2 separate regions of the Homo sapiens genome follow, and region 1 is linked to region 2. Evidence: chromatin loops called from intact Hi-C (ENCODE). Cell type or tissue: PC-3. All regions are shown on one strand. Each heading gives the region's core, and the rest is flanking DNA. Links, peaks and the distances in the headings are about the cores only. Region 1 has its middle 92 kb from the start of NAALADL2. Region 2 overlaps NLGN1 (neuroligin 1).

Evidence for each region. Hi-C counts contacts between places; a loop is a spot of excess contacts. Peaks named below come from ENCODE experiments on the same cell type or tissue, not always from the same donor. Only the 100,000 strongest peaks of a DNase experiment are listed, where the experiment ranks them.
Region 1: a loop joins it to region 2, with 5 times the contacts of the local background. A loop is called at or near these places in 2 of 110 quality-filtered maps.

The regions. Positions count from the first base shown.
Region 1 is chr3:174,758,835-174,776,326 of GRCh38, forward strand. It overlaps a transcript of NAALADL2 not described here. Among named protein-coding and RNA genes, the nearest start is that of NAALADL2, 92 kb to the right of the region's middle. In PC-3, for the core only: no CTCF peak of the experiment used is centred there; a DNase peak (open chromatin) is centred at 9,307; H3K4me3 peaks cover 449 bases; H3K27ac peaks cover 1,433 bases.
Region 2 is chr3:174,121,505-174,129,504 of GRCh38, forward strand. All of the region lies in intron 4 of NLGN1 (neuroligin 1), which reads left to right. Among named protein-coding and RNA genes, the nearest start is that of NLGN1-AS1, 200 kb to the left of the region's middle. In PC-3, for the core only: CTCF peaks have their summits at 3,961 (motif pointing right) and 4,162; DNase peaks (open chromatin) are centred at 3,967 and 6,077.

The sequences.
Region 1 (17,492 bases), core at 5,155-13,154, 640 kb after region 2:
TTTTATACTGCTGCATCCCTAGTTTAAAAAACAAATTTTGAACATTTTACAGTGAGATTAATTCTTTCCTAGTGGGCCTTATCCAGACTGTTTTTTAAATCTCTAAAATGGTTATTTCTATAATTTTTAACAGGTTTAAGAAAAATGTGTATGTAAATAATTATGCCAGCAAACATTCTATCTAGTTAAGATTGAAGTAGTTTCATCTACATACTTTTTTTTCTTTTGTTGGTAGAAAGCATAAGATTTGTTTCTCCAGAAATTTAGAATTAACTAGAAGAAATCTGTTTTGCATTTATGCTACCAAAATTATTTGTGTATTTTGGCAGCTGGAATTAGTCTCCTACTTGCCTTATTTTATAATGGCTGCACTGAATGCTGTGTTGTTAATTTGCATTCAGATACTTTATCTGGAGTGATTCAGATGTTTTAAATGGATTTGCTTTTAGATAGGAATAAAAAATCATGTACCCTTTTCACAATTTACATTAAAGACCCAGATACAAATTTGTTTGCCTGTGCAAACTCTTCCCTTGCTTTTTAAAAGACAAAATTCTCATTTCCCACCTAGATTGATTTGAACATGGTGCATTGCCTTATTAATTGGTAAAAATGCAGATCTAACGATGCTTGTGTTTCCTGCTTAAAGCATTTTTGTTAGCTCTTGCAAAAGAGGAGTATACAAAATGTAGAAGCAGGAATTATTTGTATTATACACTTTGGTGGATTAGAGGTTCATTGAAGATTAGTTTTCAATTAAAATATTTATCTTCAATGAATAGATCTGTTAGTAGAAGCTTAGAATTAGTACCAAACCAAATCTACTAACATGTTTCTTCTCTGATACTATCAAATACAATACAAATCACTTTTTTTTTTTTTTGAGATGGAGTCTTGCTCTTGTTGCCCAGGCTGGAGTGCAACGGCATTATCTTGGCTCCCTGCAACCTCCAACTTCCAGGTTCAAGTGATTCTCCTGCCTCAGCCTCCCGAGTAGCTGGGATTACAGGCACCTGCCACCACACCCAGCTAATTTTTGTATTTTCAGTAGACATGGGGTTTTGCCATGTTGGCCAGGCTGGTCTCGAACTCCTGACCTTGTGATCTGCCCGCCTCTGCCTCCCAAAGTGCTGGGATTACAGGCATGAGCCACTGTGCTCGGCCCACAAATCACTTTTATTTGGCTAATGTTTCACAGTACACAGAACATTCTCATGGATCTTATTTAATCTTTCCAGTCTCCTGTAAAGTAGATAGAGCAGGCAGTAATTTTCTTCCCATTTTATGTATGCAAGGAAACTGATTGTCTGAAGTATTAAGCAGCAAAAAAACAGTGGAAGAGCCACAGTAGGTACCCATAGGCCTAGTCATTCAGGTGTCTCCTCCATATCTCCATGCTGGTGAAGACCATTCATGGCACCACACTGCCATCATTCCTCTACTTGTTTGCAAAGAAACCTTCCCACCGAGGAGGAGTGATAGTAATTTTTCAGTGAAATATGAAAAGCCAGTTGAATTTCTTAACCTAGTGGTAAATTTTCCAGGTCAGCCAATACATAATAGAATACATTGGCTGGATTTGCTCATACAAAGGAACCATTCATTCATTTCATTCATTCAATGGAATACTGCAATAGGGACTGTGGACAGTCCAGACAAGTAAGCCCTAGATTTAGTGGGATTCTTTGATTTGTTTTTAGATTTATTCATGGTGGAGAATTTAATTACTGATATGTGATAGCATCACTGAGAGCAGGCAGCAGGATTTGTCAGGAAGGCAGGTCTCTACTGGATGGCCACTGAATGGCCTCTGCTAGGCTCTTGCTGTCCTTGTTGCTGCTTTCTTTGTGCATAGGTTAAGTTTATGATTCAGCCATTTCTAATGTGTTTGGCTGTGACTCGGAGTTGGTAATGTAATGAACATTAGCATTCATTTCTGTCTGAGAAGAAATTTGTCTTTGTCACAGCTAGTTAAACCAAACACTTGTTTTGAATTCGGTTCAATTACCTTAGTTGTTTCTTTCAATTTACTTCCAACTTTTATTCTTTGTGATTGTCCAAGTCTAGCAAATGGGGGACAAAGAGAAAAGAAATTGTCTTTTTTGGGCAAACCTAGTATGTGATCTTTTAATTCCTAATGATCCCCACACAGCTGATGCAGTACACAAGGATTATTCACAGGCCCATTAAACTTAACTTTCTCTTTGCAACCTCAGATCCAAAATCACTTCCATAGTAGTGCACCCTGTAGTCTATTCCCTAGTCTCACATGTCATATTGACTTTAAACCCTTCTACTTCTAAAGAAAATAATTGTTCCAAGTGAATGGTTCTATATGAAAATCTATTTCCGAGTGCCTAGCAGTATCTATCTTATAATGACAATTACATTTGATTATTCTGATTTGGCAATTTTCATGGAACCCCTAATTATGGAATATCTTTTTAAAGATTTTTAATATTTTCTTCACATAGATGATAATTAAAAAAACTAACAAAAGTTTGAATAGTAACTAGAAAACAGAAAGCTATTTTAAAATAAAGTCTTAAGTGTAAAATAAAATATAATTTAATGTCTTACAGTAGAAAAATAGTATATTAACTCCATATTACATGATACATAAAAATGGATCACTTACAAGGTTCTTGAAGCAAATTTCAGGAACGTAGATGACTTAGATTATCTGTGTAAATGGTCATATGTATTATGCTTAGCTAACCAAGAGAGTATAAAGGATCCTATTAGGTTGGCACAAAAGTTTTTGCAATTACTTTTTAAGAAAAATTTTTTTATTATTATACTTTAAGTTTTAGGGTACATGTACACAATGTGCAGGTTTGTTACATATGTATACATGTGCCATGTTGGTGTGCTGTACCCATTAACTCGTCATTTAGCATTAGGTATATCTCCAAATGCTAACCCTCCCCCCACCCCACGACAGTCCCTGGAGTGTGATGTTCTCCTTCCTGTGTCCACGTGTTCTCATTGTTCAGTTCCCACCTATGAGTGAGAACATGCGGTGTTTGGTTTTTTGTCCTTGTGATAGTTTTTTGCAATTACTTTTAATGGCAAAGCCTGCAATTGCTTTTGCACCAACCTAATGTTATATTTGAATTCTCTCATCTGTGCTGCTCTTTAGAAGCAAATAATGTTTAATATTTTAGAGTTATACATCTCTGGGCTGGTATGTTCAATGTCATGCCTTCCAAATCCATAGTTACATATATCATGTATTTTTTAAAGCTATATTGATATTGATTTTTTCTATTTTTTGATGAAATGAAACAATGTATCTGGGGAAGTGATTTTTTCTATACGTTTTCTTGCTTTTTTTTCTTTTGAGACGGAGTCTCGCTCTGTCACCCAGGCTGGAGTGCAGTGGCGCCATCTCAGCTCACTGCAAGCTCCCAGGTTCACGCCATTCTCCTGCCTCAGCCTCCCGAGCAACTGGGACTACAGGCACCCGCCACCACGCCTGGCTAATTTTTTGTATTTTTAGTAGAGACGGGGTTTCACCGTGTTAGCCAGGATGGTCTCGATCTCCTGACCTCGTGGTCCTCCCACCTCGGCCTCCCAAAGTGCTGGGATTACAGGCGTGAGCCACCGCGCCCAGCAGCATTCTTAATACTTGTTACCATGTTCCGTATAAAGCAAAACTTTACATTAAACATTTGATTCCATTAAATTAGCTCCTTTCCCTTCTTCCTGGGCTAGGATTAGGTCAATCCCAGCTATTTATGGAAAGAAGGGAGTGGAAAAAAATATTGAAATACTTGGAATTTCAGAGTGTTCTAAGTCAGACTTGGGGCCCCATGGTGGGTGATGTACTTCAAAATACAAAACATTGCCCCAGAGTCATCCTGAGGCAATTCTGCAGCATCAGCTTCTAGCATACTAAAACTTACTATTTAGAAAATCAGCGTGATGGGTATACTCATGAAATACCAAATAATAACTTTAATATTTGCAACTACAGTGCCAATAATAAAAAAAAATCTTAATTACATGGAGCTTGAAAAATTAAAACAATCAAGAACTTTTTTACAAAGATATCTTCTTAATAATTGAAATGTATCTTTATAATGTATAATTTACAACATAATATGTATCATTGACAATGTAATATTTGAAGCTTCTTGATGTAAGTGGGAAGTTACAAATAATAACTGTAAATAAAGGAGATGGAGCCACAATTTCAGCAAAAATTAATCAATGTACAGTTACTTTGCTCCTAGTTGTGTTTGAGTTACCACATTGGATCCTATTATGAACTCACTAAAATATTAGGTTAACCTTATTTTACTAAAAAAAAAAGTTCTGTATTAACCTGTAAATTTGACTATATCCTGAAAATAATTATGAATTGAAATTTCCAATCCTGTTCAGAGTGATATATGAATATAATAATTAATATGATGAAATTTCACAATTTTATGTACTGAAGAAGATTATTCAGATACAAAAATGTTGGCCGGGCGCAGTGGCTCATGCCTGTAATCCCAGCACTTTGGGAGGCTGAGGCAGGTAGATTATGAGGACAGGAATTCAAGACCAGCCTGACCAACATGGTGAAACCCTGTCTCTACTAAAAATACAAAAATTAGCTGGGCGTGGTGGTGCATACCTGTAATCCCAGCTACTTGGGAGGCTGAGGCAGGAGAATCGCTTGAACCCAGAAGGTAGAGGTTGCAGTGAACCGAGATTGCGCCACTGCACTCCATCCTGGGCTACAGAGCGAGACTCCATCTCAAAAAAAAAAAAAAAGACTAAAATGTTGAAGTAGCATTTCTCACCAACTCATTTTTTGATTGCAGCAGACAAAGTTCAGTGAATTTGCAATGTATCTAGTGTTAATGGGGTAGAAAATGAAAAATAACCATAAAAATGGTCAAGCTGATGAGAGTTGTAGAGTGAAATGATTTGAAATTGGATTTATAAAGATCTATACATCAGTTTTCTTTTCTGGTTAGAAAACTAAAACCAAAACAAAACAAAAAAAAAAAAACAAACAAAATTTAAAAAAGATTAAAGTCCCAAGCAGTTTTAAAGCCATAAAATTTTAGAAATGGTGTGTAACCAAAGTTAACCAATCAGCCTTCTTCCTCTTCCTATTTTAAATGAGGAAACTGAGGCTGAGAATGAGGAAATAAATCATAGAGTTTTTAAAGAAAAGACTGAAATCATATAGGTCAATCTGCTCTTTGTGATTCAGAGAGATTGAAAGATTTCAAAGGAACACAAAGGTATTTACTACCCAAGCCAGGACTATCCACTGGCCACTTTCTTTCTGCTATCAACTATTTTTTAAACCAAAATTTGGATTAAACATTATTCACTCACATGCTGGGTGCTGAGTAGAATGACCCAATGATAATTATTGTACCACAGCATGTACCTGTACTGCAGTTCATGATCTTTTGCTTCAATTCATAGTTTTAAGCTAGGTAACTTTTGTGTACCAAATGTACAATTCCCTTTCTTGGGACTTAAACAGCAAAAGGTGCCGGGTGCAGTGGCTTATGCCTGCACTTTGGGAGGTTGAGGCAGGTGGATCATGAGATCAAGAGATTGAGGCCATCCTGGCCAATATGGTGAAACCCTGTCTCTACTAAAAATACTAAAATTAGCCAGGTGTGGTGGTGTGCACCTGTAGTCCCAGCTACTTGGGAGGCTGAGGCAGGAGAATTACTTGAACCCAGGAGGTGTAGGTTGCAATGAGCCAAGATTGTGCCATTGCACTTCAGCCTGGCTACAGAGCGACACTCTGTCTCAAAATAAAAACAAACAAACAAAAATAAATAAAAAGCAAACAAAACAAATATCACACTGCTATTTGAAGATCAAGATTGAAAGTTAGCTCTTAAAGATGTATTTACAAAAACATTGATTATTAATAAAATTGGCTACCAGGTAATTTTTGGGTTAGATGAGAATAAGGACCTGTACTCTGGCAGTAATTGTGGGTTAGAGAGGAGGAGAGAAATAAGACAAATCATTAAACAGAAGTAGAAGAGAGGTGGACTTTTTATAGTATAAGTCCAACTAGAAACAACCAGGGAAAATTTATTTGTATGCTGAAAAATAATCTGAAGCAATTAGAGACAAACATTGTTACAGAGAACTTGGAAGTTATACATGTACATGTTACTTTCTACCTTTGTTTTTTTTTCTATTTCTGTGACAGCATTAAAATAATACAAAGAGACACTAAATAACCAAGAAAATAAAAGTCAACCAAGTGATTTCACTTAGACTGGATAAAATACACACAGAAATACACACACATACACACACACACACACACACGAGAGAGAGAGAGAGAGAGAGAGAGAGACAGAGAGAACAAGAGACAGTGGTTGGTTATTATAAAAGTTCAGTACTAGAACCCACTTAAAGATATTAGCTACTGCACCAAATTGGGAAGGTTATTTAAATAGTTGCAATGAGGAATACACATTTTTATTGTGAAATATTAGAGCTTATGTTGTCATCTAAAGTCTAGTAAGAACAAGTTTCATTACCAGCATAGAGAGAAAATGTTTAGTTTTATATTTATTACTAAATAAGTAATAGCATTCTTGTCTTCTTATCATATTTATCTCCTCTACTATCCTTGTCTCCTTGCACTTGGTTTTATGTTAGGTGGGCAGTTTCCTGTAGTTTTCCAGTTTTCAAAAACTTGCCATTTTCACTATGGGCCCTGAAGAGGTAGGTTATATATGAATACCAGTCATATTTGTTTCTTTTCTAGGTTAGTTGACAACAATGTTGCTTATCTTCAAGATCCTTAGGAGTGAATCCTTGTTATTTATTTTTTGAATACAGGATTTATTTTTTGAATACAGGATTTAGGGCAGCTTTGCAGATAATACAGGTTTTTATATTATTCAGTAGAATGCCATTTATTGACAAAATGATAACATGAGAAAGTGTTTGCATTATTTTTCATCACTTGAATTTTCACACCATACAACAGCTGCCTGTCAAAATGAATGTGATATCCTCACCTAACACTGTGCCAGTAAAAGAAATGATAGAGGAGCAAGAAAGTCCACTTAGTACTGTGCACCAAACTCTATGAGTAATTGACTGTTGCCGGCTTGAGTGATACACACAAAACCCTTGGAAACAGCAACCTTATTTTCACTGCTAGGTCTACCTAAGGACCATTTCAGATAAACACCCCTCAATAGTTTTAAAGATTTGGCATTTTGTTCACAATTTTCTAGATGATTAATGTGTTTCATTGGGAGCTCTAAAGGAAAGAGACTTCTGCTTTCTCTGGGGAATGCCTCTTTATACCACCTTTCCCTTTCTTATCCTATTTGGATGTCATTATTCAATGTTTGCATTCACTTCTGATATCATGTTACCTTATTGGGCTGGTTTTGTCTTCCAGAAATCAGTCACTGTACTTCCTTTGATGGGGCTGTTGACCCACGAGGCATGGAATTTTGAAGTGACCATTTTGAAGTAGTCATTTTAATGTGTCCTGACAGCTACTGGCATTTTTGATCTTCACCTTATCTCTCACTGGATCTTTGAGGGTCAATGCTTTCTTCAGTGTATCGCTCAGGCTCTTGCGAGGTGTGAGTCAGAAATGAAATACAGGTATGGGATGGGTGAAGGTGTCTGCTGTGCACATTATGTGTCAAGAAGCAAAGCTATAAACTTAATAGTTTCTTTTTCAGGCAACATCAAAGGGCACCTTCTTCAAAAGAGCCTTAACAAATGCCTGTACCATGTAGGCTACTACTATGACATCTGTTTTTGTTGTTATTTCTTTCTACTATTATCTTTATTTAAACACTAATTGCTTCTCTATTATAGAATTGGAATCTTTTTATCTGTTGTAGATTTAGAGTTCTACCTTTGCCTTATTTATTTAACAAATATTTATTGAGTAACTACCTTGGAGCAGGCATTATTCTAGGTAGTTGGCACATATCAGGGAACATAACCAGCAAAATTTCTTGCCCTTTGAGAGCTTACATTCTAGTAGGGGTTAGATATACAATAATATATTGAGGACTAAGCAGGCTGAAATTTCTTTACTATCTGCGGATCTTGGGCAGAGCCTGCATGGACAGCTGTGCATTTTGTGCCCTACACAATTCCTGGGTGTGCCATTCACCTATTGTCCATGTGAATGGCACTGCCTAGAATTGTGTCATGGACAACCTGTGCAGCCCTGGGTGGTAGCCCTGGTGTTGCACCAGGTTTAGGCAGAGGTAACAGCCTTTGGTTCAGTCTCATATGGCCTCCTGAGAGTGAATAGGCCTGAGTTTTCTGAGGGATTTGGTTGAAAGATTGGTGAAAATTAGCACAACTGAGCACTTCAGTGGTTACAACTAATATAATTAACAGTTGATTGCAATGAAGCACAGAGTCGATTTAATAATAAATGATATCAGAGCAGATTAGACCTTTCAAATCTTCCTATATCCTGTTAGGAAACATAATCAAGTTTGTTGCATGGTTAAGTTTTCTGTCTAGTGTGAGATTCTTTTATTAATAGTTACCCTTACCAGACTTTTACCAGGAAACACATCACTCTAAACTTAATTACAAAACTGCCTTTATCAGGTGATATCACCTGGATCTAACATTCATGTTCCGAGGAGAATTTCTTATTGCCCATTAAATATCATCATGCTGTAGCACTCAAACGTTATATGGTGTCTACTAGATAGGCTCTTGCCAGTCACTGTCCACTGATGTTATGACGCTCACAGGAAGCTATTCACTAGCTTACCCACGCCAGAAGGATTGACCTAAGTAATGGGGCCATGGCTTACCACATTTACGTACAAGAGACAGTGCCTGATATTGGGACATGTTCATGTAAATGAACTTTCTCTTGGAGCTTTTATTTTCTGGTTCTATTTTCTCAATTCTCCAAAAATAGATTATCAGGAATATCTAAACTCAGAACAACTGCTTATCCTTTTTTATATGTTTATATGTTTGTTTTCCTGTGAAGTTCCTCATAGAGAGTTGAATGAATGAGCAAAGAATGCAAAGAGAGTTGTTCCATTGAATGCGAAGTACAAGAGGTTATGTCAATGTTCAAAACTGAGAGGTTTGTGGTTACAATCTAAGCCAGCAAATAGAGTAGCTGAAAATTTAACAGAAATACGTAAGTGAAGAGGCCTATTAGAAACTGTTACCTCAATTCGAATATGTGACATTTTGATGTAGGTTAAATAAACGTACTAGGAGAAGCAAGTCACCCAAGCAAGTTGGTGGAGGTGGGGAAAAGAGGTTTTGGAGAACATAGAAACCCTTTCTGGCAAGTTATAACTTATTTACTTTAGTGTTAGTAATTTCGTTTTGCTTTCTTTGAGTTGGAGGATGATAAATTGTTTTGGAGAGGAAGTGTTTTTACTGGCAGTCAATTCAGTGAGTAAATCATATCATGAATTCTTTTATACTTAAGTAAAATTGGATAATATATAATAATATCTTTAGCTGGGAGGCAGTACAACTTAGTGGTTAAGAACATAACCTTTTGAGTGAGATAGAGCTGGGTTTGTGCTTTAACTCTGCTAGTTATTTTTGATTACCTTTGGCATTAACTCTGAGCCTAGTCTTTTCATTTATAAAGTAGAAATTTTAGTCCATAATGTAGGTATGTTCTGTGGATGAAGTCAAGTAATATAAGGCACCAACTCCAGTGCTTGACTCAAATGACATGCTAAGTTGTTGCAATTACAACTATTTACTTATTTGGAGATACATTTAGTAGTTTTAAAAAATAATCCCTTTTTATCAAGGAACAAATTAGGCAGATTATACCTTTTTGTCTATGACATGAGCAGATTATAAAATATGGTTAAAAGTTTGAATAAATTTGCTAATCAAAAAGGACTGGTTTTTCTTGGTGAAAAGAGTTTTTAAATAGTTCTTTTAATTATTGCCTTATGCCAATACCAGAAAATCATACATTTGATTGAAGTTTTGTACTTTATTGTCATATAATTGAACTTTTAGAAGTGCTTGCTTGTATCTCTATTTTGATTTTTAATTTTGCCACTGATTTTTTAAGTCCTTTGTATTCACAATTTAATGCTATTATACATTTAATAAGTTAATATAGTATGCCTTTAATTTCATTAACTTATCGCTATGGGTTGCTTTTCTTTTTTTCTTTTTAAAATTTCAGGTTGAATGGTTAACATTGATTTATTTTAATATTTATTTTAAAATAGAAGCAGTTAAATATATAAAATAACATCTAACTTTGGTTCCTTGAATAAGCACTGGAAGATAATTTTTTAAATGTTCCATTTTCGCTAGTCTATATTATTTCCTTTGATGCCTTATTTTGTGGTTCCTATGGTTTTATTGTTATTGTCTCTGATATTTGTTATTCAATATTCAAATGCATTTTAAACTTGTAGTTATATTATGCTGCTTACAGAAAATGCAGCCTAAAACCTTGTTGTTCAGGTATAGTTTTTTTTCTGTTTTTCTTTTTTCACCTGCGTGGTATGATAAAGGTTAAATCTTAGTCATGTTTTAGCATATTTGTGAAAGAATTTCCTGCCTGTGTTGTTTGAGTGAGGTGAGGAATTCAGTTACACATGTAAACTACTTTTTATAAAATATGTATTTAAGTAATTATTAGCATACCTAGTAATCTTTTTTCCTTACTATTACAAATATTTTAAAGGGAGAAAGCGTCTGGATTTATTAAGGACAATAGCTGGAGTATTAGAACATTCTAAATTATTTTTATTTTTATTTTATTATACCTTTCATTTTTATATTTTATATGATTTGCCCTCTATCATAAAAATACAATGAAAAAGGCACAGAAAATACAATTTGGAAATTTCTATATTCTGTTTTCTCCAGTAACATATTTTTTTTCTTCTAAAGGGCCTTCATGTCACACTTTTGAAAACAATTAAAAGTTTTTTTCTCTTTTCTTATATATTCTTTAATTTTATTTATTTCTTTAAAAACATTATTTTAAAAATAGCTACAATGTTTATACCAGATCTAAACCCTGTTGCCTGTTTTCTTACTATAGATGTTAAAAATCTTTTGGGTTTTCAATAACCAAATTTTAGGTCATAGAGGCCTCCATATTTTTGGCATAAGATAGTTATATATGCTTTTTCACAAATAATACAATATATAATATTAGATGCCCATCTTTAGAAATTGCATATCAATGATGAAATTTTCTATGAATTAATATTTAAAACAAGAAGTAATCTGTTATGTCATATCCATCAACTCTTTCAGCAAAATTGTAACTCTTACAGACACTCATGTACACAAACACACATGCATGTACATGAAGAGAACTGTACAAATAATACACAAGCTTGTCTCAGAAATATTCTGACTGTGAGTTAAAACAAAGGGAATAAAAACTTGATATTAGACTTTATCTGCACTCATGGTGCCTGTCAATTTAGAATAGGATCTAATAGGTGACAAAAGTGATATGTAACCAATTTTTATCAGAGTAAACAAATATAAAGATGTTAAATTGGTGAGAACAGTACTGCCTTGGAGTTCTGAAGGCCTGAATTCTATTTTTTGGTGAACTTGGGTTATTCTGTTACTTCTCATTTGTGAATAGGTATGATTGGTAATCTTTTATAGGTTAATTGATTGTATTAGTGAAAAAGCAATGCAAAATGCGAGCTAACATAATTCAGTAGGTTTTTGTCTTAAGGAATACATAAGTTCTATTGAGAAATAAATATTTTTTGGTGGCTCACGCCTGTAATCCCAGCACTTTGGGAGGCCGAGGTGGGCGGATCACGAGGTCAGGAGATCGAGACCATCCTGGCTAACACGGTGAAAACCCGTCTCTACTAAATGTACAAAAAATTAGCTGGGCTTGGTGGTGGGCACCTGCAGTCCCAGCTACTCAGGAGGCTGAGGCAGGAGAATGGCGTGAACCGGGAGGCAGAGCTTGCGGTGAGCCGAGATCGTGCCACTACACTCCATGCACTCCAGCCTGGGCGACAGCAAGACTCGGTCTAACAAAAAAAAAAAAGAAAAAAAAAGAAATACGTATTTTTTATTTCAATTGTTTATGGGTACTTAAAATTGTTAACTCATAGTTTTACTATTCCTTTTGTCACAATTTTCCAAGTTATATGTAGGAATCAAGCCTTTTTGTTAAAAGATAATAATTGATAAGTTTCAGTCTGAGCTTTGTCCAAACTAGAATTAATATACAAATTATGAAGTCTGAATTACTGAATTTCTTCGATGTTCAAATATCTGGGTGTCTATTTCTATTACTTTGATCATTCATTCATTGTGCTTTCTAAATTAAATACATTCTGCCACCCAACACACTTTTGGGTATCAAGGATATAGATTAGAGGCAAAGCATCTGATCTCTAATGGAAGAGATATAAACATTTACATTTAATTGAAATACACAAAATTCAGAGTAAAATCAAAGTATAATAAGAGCACCTCCACTGTATCTGAGGAGTTAGGTAAGGCTTCAAGCTAGAGGTGATCACAGAAGTATATATTGATAGAAAATAACTAGCTTCTATTGAGTGCAATACGAGGTTTTACCCAACAGAAGTGCAGTACTAGGGACATGGTTGTTACTGAATGAGGAAAAGATAGGGAGGGTAATGTGCTGAGGTACAAAGGCATACAAGAGCATGGCTTGGTTAGGGTGTAGAGAGACACTGGGTATTGCTAATGTGTCGGGTGCATGAGCTTTGGTAAAGGAATGGCGAAACATGCACATCGTAGAAAGAAGTAAATTGGAGCCTGATCCTAGGGATTTCTGTGTTTTGCTAAAATGTTTAGATTCCATTCTACACACAAACTAGACCCAAAAGATGCATGGAAGTAGGAGAGTGAAAGCTCTGACTTACTGTTTAGAAAGGTATCCATGAGTATGGTACAGGGGAAGAAACTACTGGAGTGATTATTGTAAGAATACAAGGTAATCAAACTCTGATGGAATTTTGTGGGGAGACTTAAGTGGAAAATTTCAGACATTTTTAGGGTAAAACTGACAATGACTAACTGGCTTTGAAAAGTGATGGAGAAATAAGGAAAAGGTTATTCACTTTATGCACATACTCAACTGTTCATTCTTACTCTTATCAAACATATGTGATCAGGCATTGCTCTAGGTATGGGAGATACAAAGACAAATCAGACACATTTTTTTTGTCCCTAAAAAGCTTATTGCTTGGTGTTTTTCTCAGGGACATTTTAGTTTTGATGATCATTGGTAATTGATGAATATTTTTCTGATACAAAGGAAATGACTAAGCTTTCCCAAAATATAGAAATAAATCAGTGGGTTAATTCTAATTATTTTCTTGAAATCTTCAGTCCTTTGTAATTAATATATTCAATGTCATTGGACTAGGATGCTACTCTCTGTTTCTACCTAAATGACTTAGAAAATAAAAATATGTGTGTAGGGTTTTTCCAGCATAATTTATTACTACATTGGAGAAAAAGAGAAATGTATTACCTCCCAGATTTTCACTGTGGTTTTATTTTTAAAAATTGTAGATTTAAATTGAGTGGAGAGGATGTTAATTGGTGTGCAGATTTCAAAAAATTGTCTATAATAGGATGCTAATTGGTGTTTTCCTTAAAGAATGAATTTAAGGAAATGTGATTTGAAAAGTGTAGTGCTCTTAATCTCACTGATCCAAGTAGCAGAGACTATTGATTAAATAAAATAAGCAGTTTTGATTGTTTAACTGCAGGCCCCATTCTGAGAAACCAGAATTAAATGGTGGTAATAATTACATGACTTAAAACATCATAATAACTCTGACCTAACTATAGGTGTACTCTTATAAAGATTAACTCATTAATTTACGTGAATGAAGTCTGCGTTCTGGTATTGATAGGTGCAGACAGACACAAAATGATATAGTAGGTGAAAGTTAAGGTGGAAACACAAGAGAGGAACCCATGAAACAATTGTGAAATGACCTTGTTCATGTCAGTATCATCTTCTGATATAAAGTTCTAAAGTGCAATCTGACAGAGAATGTGGCAAAAATCAAACATTAGGATGTTGTGCACTCTAGAGAGTAATTCTAAAAGGTGTTAAAGGAATTAAAAAATACAGGGATGCCATCAGTCCAGTTCTGAATGGCAGCTAATATATGAAATTATGGAGGAATATGTAAGATGGAATAGCCATATAGTCTGGGAATAGTGAGAACAAAAATAATGCTGAGACACAGGAGAGTATGAAAGCTGTGTGTGCTGACCTAAAGTGACAGCAGTCATGCAGATAATTACAAAAGAGAAGGACAGGTGACAGAGAGTGAATGGAAAGAAGGATGGGTCTTGAGAAGTCTATTCAGTAATAGAGGTCCTTGGAGAGACCAAAGTGGCTCTCAGGCCTGTTAAAGTATAGAAATAGAGAGGAGAAGGTATCCTTGGAATAAAGACAATATCCCACAAGCTAAAAAACTTTTCTCTTTCCTGTTGTTAGTTAATTGAGAGGTGTGAACCCAATTCAACATCACAGTGGAAGCCTAGTGTATAATCAAAGACAGACAATGGAGTGATCTACCCACGAATTCTGCAAGGACTGAGCTTGAGTTTGCCATCTGAGATCCTGGGGAAGAGGGCTTAGATGATAGACTCTCCATCCCTTTAACTGAGAATAAGGTATACTCCATGCTAGTGATGAGACTTTCATAGAAGTGGTAGCTTAGGCAGAACTATGAACATATCTAGTTAAAGTTTGTGGTGTGTGCCTTCAAGATATACTTAAATTTTTATGTTTAGGGTTCCAGAGAATAAATGTCTATCTCATATATCAAATATTTCCAGGAGTTATGAGGGGAGAAACTAGCGGTAAGTGGGCAAGAGAAAGCTTTCCATCAACACTTATTTTGCGTTTTAGAGTACCCAACGTTTAAAGTGATGCACAGTATTGTTAAATTCTTTCCTTTGAGAGCCTCACGTTAGGTAGGTGTACTTACTTTAAATAGTCCAACAATGATTGTCCCTTTATTTCTTCCCTCCTCTCAGTTCTAGCTGCTGAAGTGATGGAGAGTGAGAGAGTGGATGAGAGGAGTAATGAGCACATTTCTCTTAACTTTGTAAATTTGAAATTCTTTCTTTTTCAGTTTCTATTTCCCCTCTATCACTGAATTTTCATGATTGCCTTATGAAGCAAGTGTCTTAAGACCTCTTCCATTGGGTACACTTATGAGTTATTCACAAGCCTTTCCATTATCTCTCTACTGTACTCTTTTCACTATCCCACTTTCCTTGCTTCCAGTACTATTCCTCTAACCCACAGCTCCTAGTTGTTGGAATCCCTTTGCCCTGCATATGGCCTTCTTATATGGGATTATAACCAATAGATACTACCTTAGCTACCCTCTGTGGCATTCATGTGGTCCATCAGAAGCTCATAAATTCTCACCATGTCAAATGGTGGAAATGTGCCCTATCATAGTTCTACCATCTCTCTGCAGTCCTCTTTCTCTACTTCTTAGGTAGACTCACGTGCAAATCTGCTGGCTAACTGCCCAAATAGACATCTAACTAGGGAATGAAAATGCCTGAATCCCTTTCCTGAGGGGACCCCTTAGAGTTGGTCAGCCATACCTTCACATCTTGACTTCGAGGAGAAACAACAGCCTTTAATAATGAACCAGTACATCCCAGAAGACAGAGGACTTGAGGACAACCCTGTTTCTTCACAGATTCTACAGAGGAAGTGTCACGATAGTTGGTAGTTGCAGTGACAGTTTGGCCTCATCTTACTAAGTACATGTCTTTTTCCTGCTTTAGCAGACCCATGGGGAGTTTTCTTTAAATGGGGGAATACTTAGCATCTTTGGCAGTTCTGCACCAAGAGGAAAAGTCACATGACATGCTGTTGCAGGTACATACTTACATACACACCTACAAATACAGTAGATTCTGAACATCTTCAGCTATTTTAATCACAAAAGTAATAGAAATGTAAACTTCTAAGTAATGAGAGATCATGCTCTCAGAGAGCCTTGGCTTTTCACTTTGCCCAACCTCAGGTTAAAACCTTATGATTACACTTTATCTGGATTTAATTTAATGATTTTACATACTTGGCTGTTGGTTTTTACTTCAGTTCTCACAAACGGAAAAGTTAGGCTGTTCTGCTTGTACCCTTGGAAATGACAACTGTCAGTAAAAGATGGACACATGTCTTCGCACAGTTCCTGAGTGCCACTGTTATGAGTATAATCTGTTTAGAAAAATAGGAAAGTATACATAAAAATGCTTTACTAGTATATATATACATATATATGCTTTAATGACCCTATTGAGATAATTTATATAATATGATATTCATGTATTTGAAGTATGCAGTTCAGTGGTTTTTATTATATTCACATAGTGCAACCATTATAACAATTTAATTTTAGAACATCTTTCTCACCTCCCCTAAAAAAAATCCCACATCCATTAGCAGTCACTCCCCATCTCCTCATAACTCTAGCCTCTGCAAACCACTAATCTACTTTCTGTCTCTATAGTTTTGCCTATTCTGGATATTCATAAAAGTGGAATAACAATACAATATGCAGTCTTTGTTGGCTGGCTTGTTTCAGTTGGCATGTGTTTTCAAGTTTCATCCATGATATAGCATGTATCAGTATTTTATTAATTTTACTGCTGAAAAATATTACAAATCACTTGTAAAACCTTTCTATTGCAAGTTGGGTTCTCCAGGAAAAATTGTAGAAATGCAGTTAAGCATGCAAATGTTTTATTAGTAAACCAATGGCTTGTTAAAGGAAAAGAGTGGAAGCAGGATTGAATAAGTCCCTCAGGCCACAGTGCAGATCTCCCCACAGGGTCCTCCAGAACAAAGGTTGTCCACTGGAGGAATCCTCCACTGGGAGGAAATGACCAGGCTTTTGTAGTCCTCCCTTGCACAGTTGTTGGCCAGGACTTGCCCTGATAATAAGGTGACCTCAGCTGGAATTTGAGGCAGAACCAGATAAAGTTATCAGCTGTTACCTCACCACATTCCTTGCAGCTGGACACGAAGTCTTTCCGTAAAGGGCAATCTGAGTGTTATACGTAACAAATATGGCTAAAATAAGCACCTCTGAAAAACAGCTTTAGTTATCTGGACATAGACACTGAGGATGCTGACTTTAAAATGTCCTACTATTGCATATTTATTTGTTGTCTTCTTTCCCACAGCAGTTTTTTGAAGCAGAAGCTGTTACTGTTTTCCTTTTATGTCAACTTTCTTCAAATAAGAATCTTTATACACAATGGGAACTCAATAAATGTTGTTGGTTGACAAGCCTAGCCAAGCAAGACAAATATTTCTTATTTAAACCTGAAGTTTTTCTCTTTTGGCATGCAATAAAACAGCCCAATACCTCCCTAACATCAACAATACTCTAAGAAGTTCTGTAGGATTACAAAATGCATGAAAATTGGCCTGAGGCTGTTGAGTGACTTCGCAAAGTGTATACGATCTGGGTAATGATATC
Region 2 (8,000 bases), core at 1-8,000:
AATGTAATCAGCAATTCTGGCTTGAGCTTCAAGTAGCCTTAGAAATTAGTTCTAAACTAGACTTCCAGCACAGGAAAATAAGAAAAATAATATTTGCTCCATAGCTATGGGCATACAATTTCATTTGGAATAGATTCACTTCTGGATGCTTGAATATCCAGTTCTCATCACTGAATTTTTTATCAAAAAATAAACAATAAGTTTTAACTTTCAAGTTCTTATACCTCCGGTAGCTTACACAATGAGAACTATATACCCATATATTAAAGCGTTCATCATTTAACTTACATAGGATTTTATGGGGACAAAATCGTAAACTAGAATATACTACCAGAACATATGTTTCTAATTTCTTTACTTTGTAGAGCTGAGCCTACATGAGCATATAAATATGAGAAACTGAACTCACTATTCTTGCACTTGTCATTTTCTTCTGTAAATCAAGCAGACTTTTCTGCCTCTAATTTACACCCACGCTCTCCTCCATCTATTCTTTTACTTCATATATGTGGAAAATTTTTCCGTCTTTCCTAAGTAAAGACTTCTCTTTCTGCTCTTTGAAATTCCTTCTCCTTTGGACTGGCTTTCAGTCATACTGTCTTAACATACCCTGTAGAGTTTTTATAAAAATAGATAATAGGAAAAATGAGTAAACGTATTTCCCAAGCCCAATCATATTGCCCATTTTCGATCTCTGTAAAAACATAGTAAGTTGTTCAATGCCATCCGCATCTCATTATTTTCCCCCGTATAGCAGATAACCTCTTTGAGATCAACATTTTTTCACATAAAGTTTTAACCCATTTGGAAGACTGGTTTTCTGCATGTTATCTAAGAGGCTGAGCATGAAGGAAAGGCTTAATAACCATAAAATAAAAATGGCAGGGTCATACAAAGGAACTGTAACATTGCTGCACACTTTCTTGCTTTAACTGAAAGACAGGTTATGTCCTCTGCTAGCTGAAAATCCACCAGGATCCCTTAGTCTTTTATTATCTTCTACCTAGAGGGGGAGATTATTTTTTTCCACCTCTCTGATGACATTTTCAAAATAATTCTTGTTCTGTAATAACCTCTTCAGGGAGAAGGAAAAAATGCAGTTGACGCAGCCTCATGATCATCATGTGGCAAATTTGCCCTTCAGATTTAACAATGACGTTGTTTTTAAGCCAAAGCCCAGAGCTAGACCTCTCAAAGAAAAGATCATTTGCTCTGGTTTTTCCCTCACATGGAAAATCATTTCCTACCCTTGCTTAATTTATGGGTTTTTAATTACAGAGAGAAGATGAATTTTTTTTTTCTCATTCTTAGATCCACTATACCTATCTATGCCGATGTTTTTGGTTGTCAGACATGTACAAAGTCAATTTGTTTCAGCAGCATGCTATTTGTTAATAAAAATAAAATGTAATAATAAATAAATTAATAAATAAAAATTTCCTCTTTAAAATGAGACAAGGAGAAAGCTTTTTTAAGATAGCAAGCATATGTGCAAATATCAGCTGATATATGAACATATCTTGGAACCACCAAGAAGAGGATGTCAAATGCTATCAGTTATGCATTTAGGTAGAAGACAAGTGAAATGTGAAACCATGGATGCTTAATTTAAGGTAAATTCACCTACCACGAGATTTCTGGCATAGACTCCAACTCATCAAGATTCATAATTGAGAATCCCAAAGCAAAGAGCAGAGAGCCATTTGCATGCAGGTTTTGGAGATGAAAACCAGTGACAAAGGCAGAAAAATTAATGGCCACCAGAGTAGCAGAACATTGGGATTTGTTGCTGGTGAATTACAAAAGAGACAGCCGAGAGCCCATGCATCGTCTGTGGTTGTCAAAGATTTCTGCCTGGGAGTTCATCAATGTTGAGTCTGTAGTCAAGAGGCTGTTTTTGTTGTTGTTTTGTTTACCTTTTGTTTTGTTTACAATTCTGCCTTGGGGTTTCTTCCCTGGTTTGGAAACATTCCCTTCACAGTCCCCCATTCTCATAGAATTCTTTCTATCCTCTTGCTTCATAGAGTCATAAATACATATTTTTTTCTTCCAAGCAGTCATAGTGTATTATCTTTCTGTGGAAGTCTCTTAGAATGATTACTCCCTTTCATATATTCCCGCTTCCATTACTGAAGCTCTTGCTTCCATGCCTCATACACTGGTGAATATCATAGCCGGCACCCATTTAATCTATTCTGCCTATAGGTGCCATATTAATCTTCCTGTGAAACTGTAGTGGTCATGCTTTAAAGCTCAAGAATCTGCAGTTATTTCTAAGGCTTCCTTCACTAATCAACACATCTGTTCAGCTTTTAGAACCTCTTATTAATATATCCTATGTACTTCAACTGCCTGCTCCTCCAGATACGTTGATGCATTTCAAGTCTTGTATATCATCATAAACCATTGTGCTGTGGTCTGAATTGTGTTCTCTCAAATATGTATGTTGAAGCCCTAACCTCCAGTGTGACTCTATCTAGAGGTAGGGTCTTTAGGAGATAATTAAGATTAAATGGGGTCATAAGGGCGGGGCCTTACTCTAGTAGGATGGTGGCCTTTTAAGAAGGGGAAGAAAGAGAGATCCCTTTCTGTGAGAATGTTCCCATCTACAAGCCAGAAAGAGAGACCTCAGAAGGAACCAAATGTCCGGCATTTTAATCTTAAACTTCCCAGCCTCTAGAACTGTGTGAAAATAATTTTTGTTGTTTAAGCTACCCAGTCTATGGTGTTTGCTATGACAGCTCAAGCTGACTACTATACATTGTCACTGGTATCATTGTTACTGCTCTGTTAATAGCTACCATTTATTGAACATAAATCCACTGAATATTCCTCCATTCAAAGATATTTCTTGAGCACCTGTTTTGTACAAGCCTGATACTAATTTATGGGAATACATTGGCACTGATAAATAAAATCACCATAGTCCCTGTTCTATGGGAGAGATTAAAATGAAACAAATATATTATAGATTATGTATATACACATATATGTGTATATATATAAGTATATATACATATGTACTTACTTATATACATATACTTATATATATACGTATATATACGTATACACATATATACGTATATATACGTATACATATATACGTATATATACGTATACACATATACGTATATATATAAGTACATACTTATATATATGTATATGTGTATATACATATATAAGTATACACTTATAGTATATACTTATATATTTATACGTATATGTGTATATACATATATTACACACGTATATAAAATATGTATGTATATTATGAATGAGCTAAATGCTGGGATGAAGAAACACAGAATTTTATGGGAGCATGTAACAAAAGGACCAAATTTAGCACGGAGGTTCCTGGAATCTTTTCTGAGAAAGTTTAAGCTAACACTTGAAATTTGACTGTGAATTGACCAGGCAACATTAGAAGGGCCAGCAGATTGAAAGAGCCTGACTCAGGTGCAGGCTTGGGACACTTGAAGAATGTAAAAAATGCTAGTCTAGCTGCAGAATATTGAGAGTGCATGGAGAATGGCATGAGATGGAGTTGGAGGAATATTCAAGTGCCAGATTATAAGGTAGCATTTTAGGCAAAGGTTGAGGTTTTTTATTTGTATTCTAAGAGCAATGAAAAGCCATTCTAAGAGCAATGAAAAGGCTTAAAGTTTAGATATGATCTTAATAGATTTTCAGATTTGAAAAGACTTTTTGATGACTCTGTGTAGGATGATCTAGGTGAAGAAAAAGAAAGTAAGACTCATTTAATATTTTAGCCTATAGGCCATATTGGCTTACACTAGGTTGCAGCAGGGGAAGATAAAAAGTTGAGGTTTGATTTAAAATATATTTAAGAGGAAGTCATAAAAAGATTTCATGATTGACTGTATATGAGCACAAGGAGGTGAAGATTATCAAAAATGATCCCTAGATGTGTGGGCTGAACAACTAGCCAGATGGTGGTGCTGTTTACAAAGCTAGAGGGAAGTAAAGGAGAAGGAGTTTAGGTGGGGGAGCTGTGTGATACAGGGAGTTCAGGTGTGGACATACTCTTCTTAGGATACTGGTAAGATGGTCAAATGGAGATACTGAATAGGCTGCTGCATATTCCAGTTCGGAACTCAAAGAGAGGTCAAAGTCTGAAATATTGCCTAGTGAGTTGGCAGAATATACATGCACATGTCATGGTTGTACATGAGATTGTATACAGAGAAAGTATACGGTGATAAAAGAAGCAGATAAAACTTGGCACTGAGTCCCAAAAGAAACCAAGAGTATTCAAGAGATAGGAAGAAAACTTTTAAGATTGTAGCATCCCAGGCCACAAGGAGTGAGGAATATTTCCAGAGAGTAGTCGTCGGTCACTTTGTCAGAAACTACTATGCGGTTAAGTCATAAAAAGAAGAAAATAGCTGTTAACTTTAACAACACAGAGCTTCTACTTTAGGGCAGACATCATGCAAGACCTTTTACATCTAACTTTTAGTCTCACAGTGCAATAAGTAATATTGTCATGTTGCAGATGAAGAAATGAGCATCTGAGTGCAAGGTCACACATTGAGAAGGAGTGGAGGCAAATCTGTGTTCACCCGGGCATGATGCTGGAAAGAAGAAGCCTTATACTCTGTCACTGCCACTAGAGCCTTCACCTTTCCCTTTCTTGAACTGGATTTGCTGTATTGTCACTGTTTCTTTGTTTGTTTGTTTGTTTGGGCTTTAAAATCAAGGCCACAGAACTAGTTTCTGTTTATTTTCTTATTGCTTTATGTGTGGTAGCCCTGTCTCTCCCATTAGATTTATGAGTTCACTGAGGGCAAGCACCAGACCATAGTGTAGAGGAAAGAAAATATACTTTGCAACCTGACAGACCTGGGTCATAGTTTAAAAATTATAATGTCCATGAAGTGTCTAGAGGAGTGACAGGTACAGATGATCCAAGTGTTGAATGGATGTGACTTTTATTATTTCTGTATATTCCTTCCAACCAAGTGCACTGCAGAGAGTAAGATTAAATATTTATGTAACTTAATTGTTAGGATACCATGTGTGGTAATAAATTCTTCCTCAGTTAATTGTTCCCATCATTATTGTTAATATAGTTTAGGAGTCAATTCACTCTCCATATCAAAACTTGCCTTAACCTGGGACTGAGAAGAGAATATAAAATAAGATACTGTGCCTTTCCTTAAACCTGTGCAAATGCCATATTGGAAAACTAGACCCTTGAAAATCACCAACTACTGGAGGACAACTTCTGTGATTTTTCTAAGCTGCCTTTTCCATGTACCTAATCTAGCACCAGATACATGGTATTTACACAATACTTACTAAAAATAAATAAATAAATTTGTTGTTAATGAAGAGGAGATTTCTTGGCTCCCAAAGACATTAGAAGCTTTTTTTCTGAACTACAAAATGTCATGTGCTAGCATGGCATGCTAACTTCTTAACTATTGCTCTAAACTCTATTGGTAAGATAGATAGTTAGATACAGTTTATACACTTGCACAGTAGGGTATATCTCACCATTTTTTCCAAAAATGTCATGGGGATAATATGATTTTATAGGTTATGTTTGACACCAAAAGAAGCTAAAAATGTTTCCTAGACTGAAGCTGAGGCTTAATAAATATTTTTACCATCATGACTCATCAAGCTTAATATCTTGGAATACTGTGTGAGAAATCTTATCTAAACAGTTTAATCATGCCCAAGTGTGTGGTAGTTTGATAAGATCAAGTAATGTAGATATTTAGAAACTTCTAAATTATCTGTATTCCTCTCCTTTCAACCTTTACTAGTAGAGTGGAACCATGTGATCCAAGGGTGTGGTTATTTTCTATTATTTAAGCATTGTAAGGACATAATATTTTAAAGCCACTTGATTCTATGTTATCCTGTTGTTATTTTCTGGCAGATTTTTTACTCGTAATAGCTAATTCTTTTGACATAGTAACAATAGCCCCTGCATTTTTTGCATCAGGTGTAGGGCTCTGAAATAGTAATACTCCCTCCTTCTTCCCATATTCCTGCCAAACTCGTCTCTTCAACATTCTTAAATGTGTCGGTCATACTACCTTCACCTGAAATGTCACCCTCCCCATGCATCCTGCTGTAGAAACTCCTCTCCTGTCAAGGTTCAGTTCCAATACTAACCCTTCAAAAAAGGTACACGTAGCAGGTACTTAATAGAGGCTTGAGTTGAGTGTAATAACAGCTGGCAATTTTCTTCCCAACTTTATCCTTCATGTATTATTTGAAATGCAATAAGTTGGGTCCATTTAAGGTCTCTTTCTAGAATTTGGGTGCACACTGAAAGTATATTCCAGGCATCACAAACACAAATGTTTATAGGGACAAGGCAGTTAAAATAAATTAGTATAGTGAGCCTGGTTGTCTGAATATAATATAGGGGTGGTGGGGGCTATGATAAAACTAAAGTACAAAAAGCTGTGTACAGAAGCGGCTTCTGCTAGTTCTAGCTGATTTTTGCCACTTTGTTCTGTCATTTTCTCAATGTGTACAAAAGTGCCCATCTCTCAATGAGAATTTGTTGAATGAGTCACTGAATGAATGACTTAATGCTAAATGAGAAACCATTGCTACGAAACCTCCTAATTTTCCAATACATAAGAGGAATATGAAATTTTTATTGGAAACACTCTCAATTTTTAATTTTGATAGTCCCCTAAAACAAAAGGTCTTTTTTGACCAAATAGATTCACACGCTAAGCTTAGCCTGAGAGCCAGCAGGAATGCTACCTATCCTACATTCATTTTTAAGAGGTAATTCATTTCTAATAACTTTGTAAAGGTGTAATAATTTAAATTTGACTTCCAGCTTCCCTCCAGCTGGAGTCATGAAAAATAGTAAAATAATAATAGAAAAGATAATATGTGGGATAGATAAGAATTAAATTTTAACGTTTTCTGAAATATTTTCATTTGGATCCTTACTTGATCCTTACAACGGCTCAGTTGAATGGAAAGAAAGTAGCTTTCGCCTCCATTTTACTGCCTTTGAATATATCCAGTCTCTTTACTGCTGTTCTGATTGAATGGCGATTATTTACTGACCCATTTTAAAAGCAGCCCCAAAGTCCATGTAGTTCTCATCTTTGTACATTTAGTCCAAGTGACTGACCTTAGACAACCCATAGTGAGGGTGCTTTTACCTTCTCAGTTGGTAGCTTGTAACTTGTCCATTTCGGGACAAGCTATTTCAGTGGGCTTCATAAAGGAGACACCTGCCTGGACATTCAGGAAGGCTGGGTTCTTTAGATATGGTGCTGCATAAAGCAACCCGAAAAGAACATCATAAAGCCTGTCCTGATTATCAATCACCCTCCTCACTGCTTCATCTGGAAAATGTGTCTGCCTGCCAAATACAGCAGGCCCAGGAAATCAAAATAGAAATGGGAAACAAAGGAAATTAGAGAGAGAAATTTCTCATCAGAATGCATCCTTGTCCTGTGGAGAGCAGAACGTTGCATCTGTTTGGGTCATTACCTGGACATTATAGGTAACAAGCTTCAATTAAAACATGTCCAAACATGTATGGTTAGCCTGTTGTCAAATCTGGAGATAAGAGCCCTAACACAAGCAGATAAGTAGCGTATAAAAGCCTTGTCTTGCCACTCCTTACCAAACCCTCATTTGGTTTCAGAAATATCAGTCGGCTAGGGAAAGTTTTTATCCTCTACATTCAAGACTTAGAAGTGTTGAGGCCCAAACGATCAATTTTTTGGCTCATAATTTAAAGAGGTAAAAATCTCGTTTTGTATGGCATAGATGAATAAATGTGATTCAACTCACCACCTGTTGCTATATCTATCTCCCCCCACCCCCGGTTTACAACACACACACACACACACACACACACACACACACACACACACACACTCATTCATTCATTCTACAGTATCTAGGAAAAACATATGAAGTGGAGCTGAAAAAATTTACAATCACAATCTATGTTTATTTTTAGGAAAAGCTCAGAATTTTTC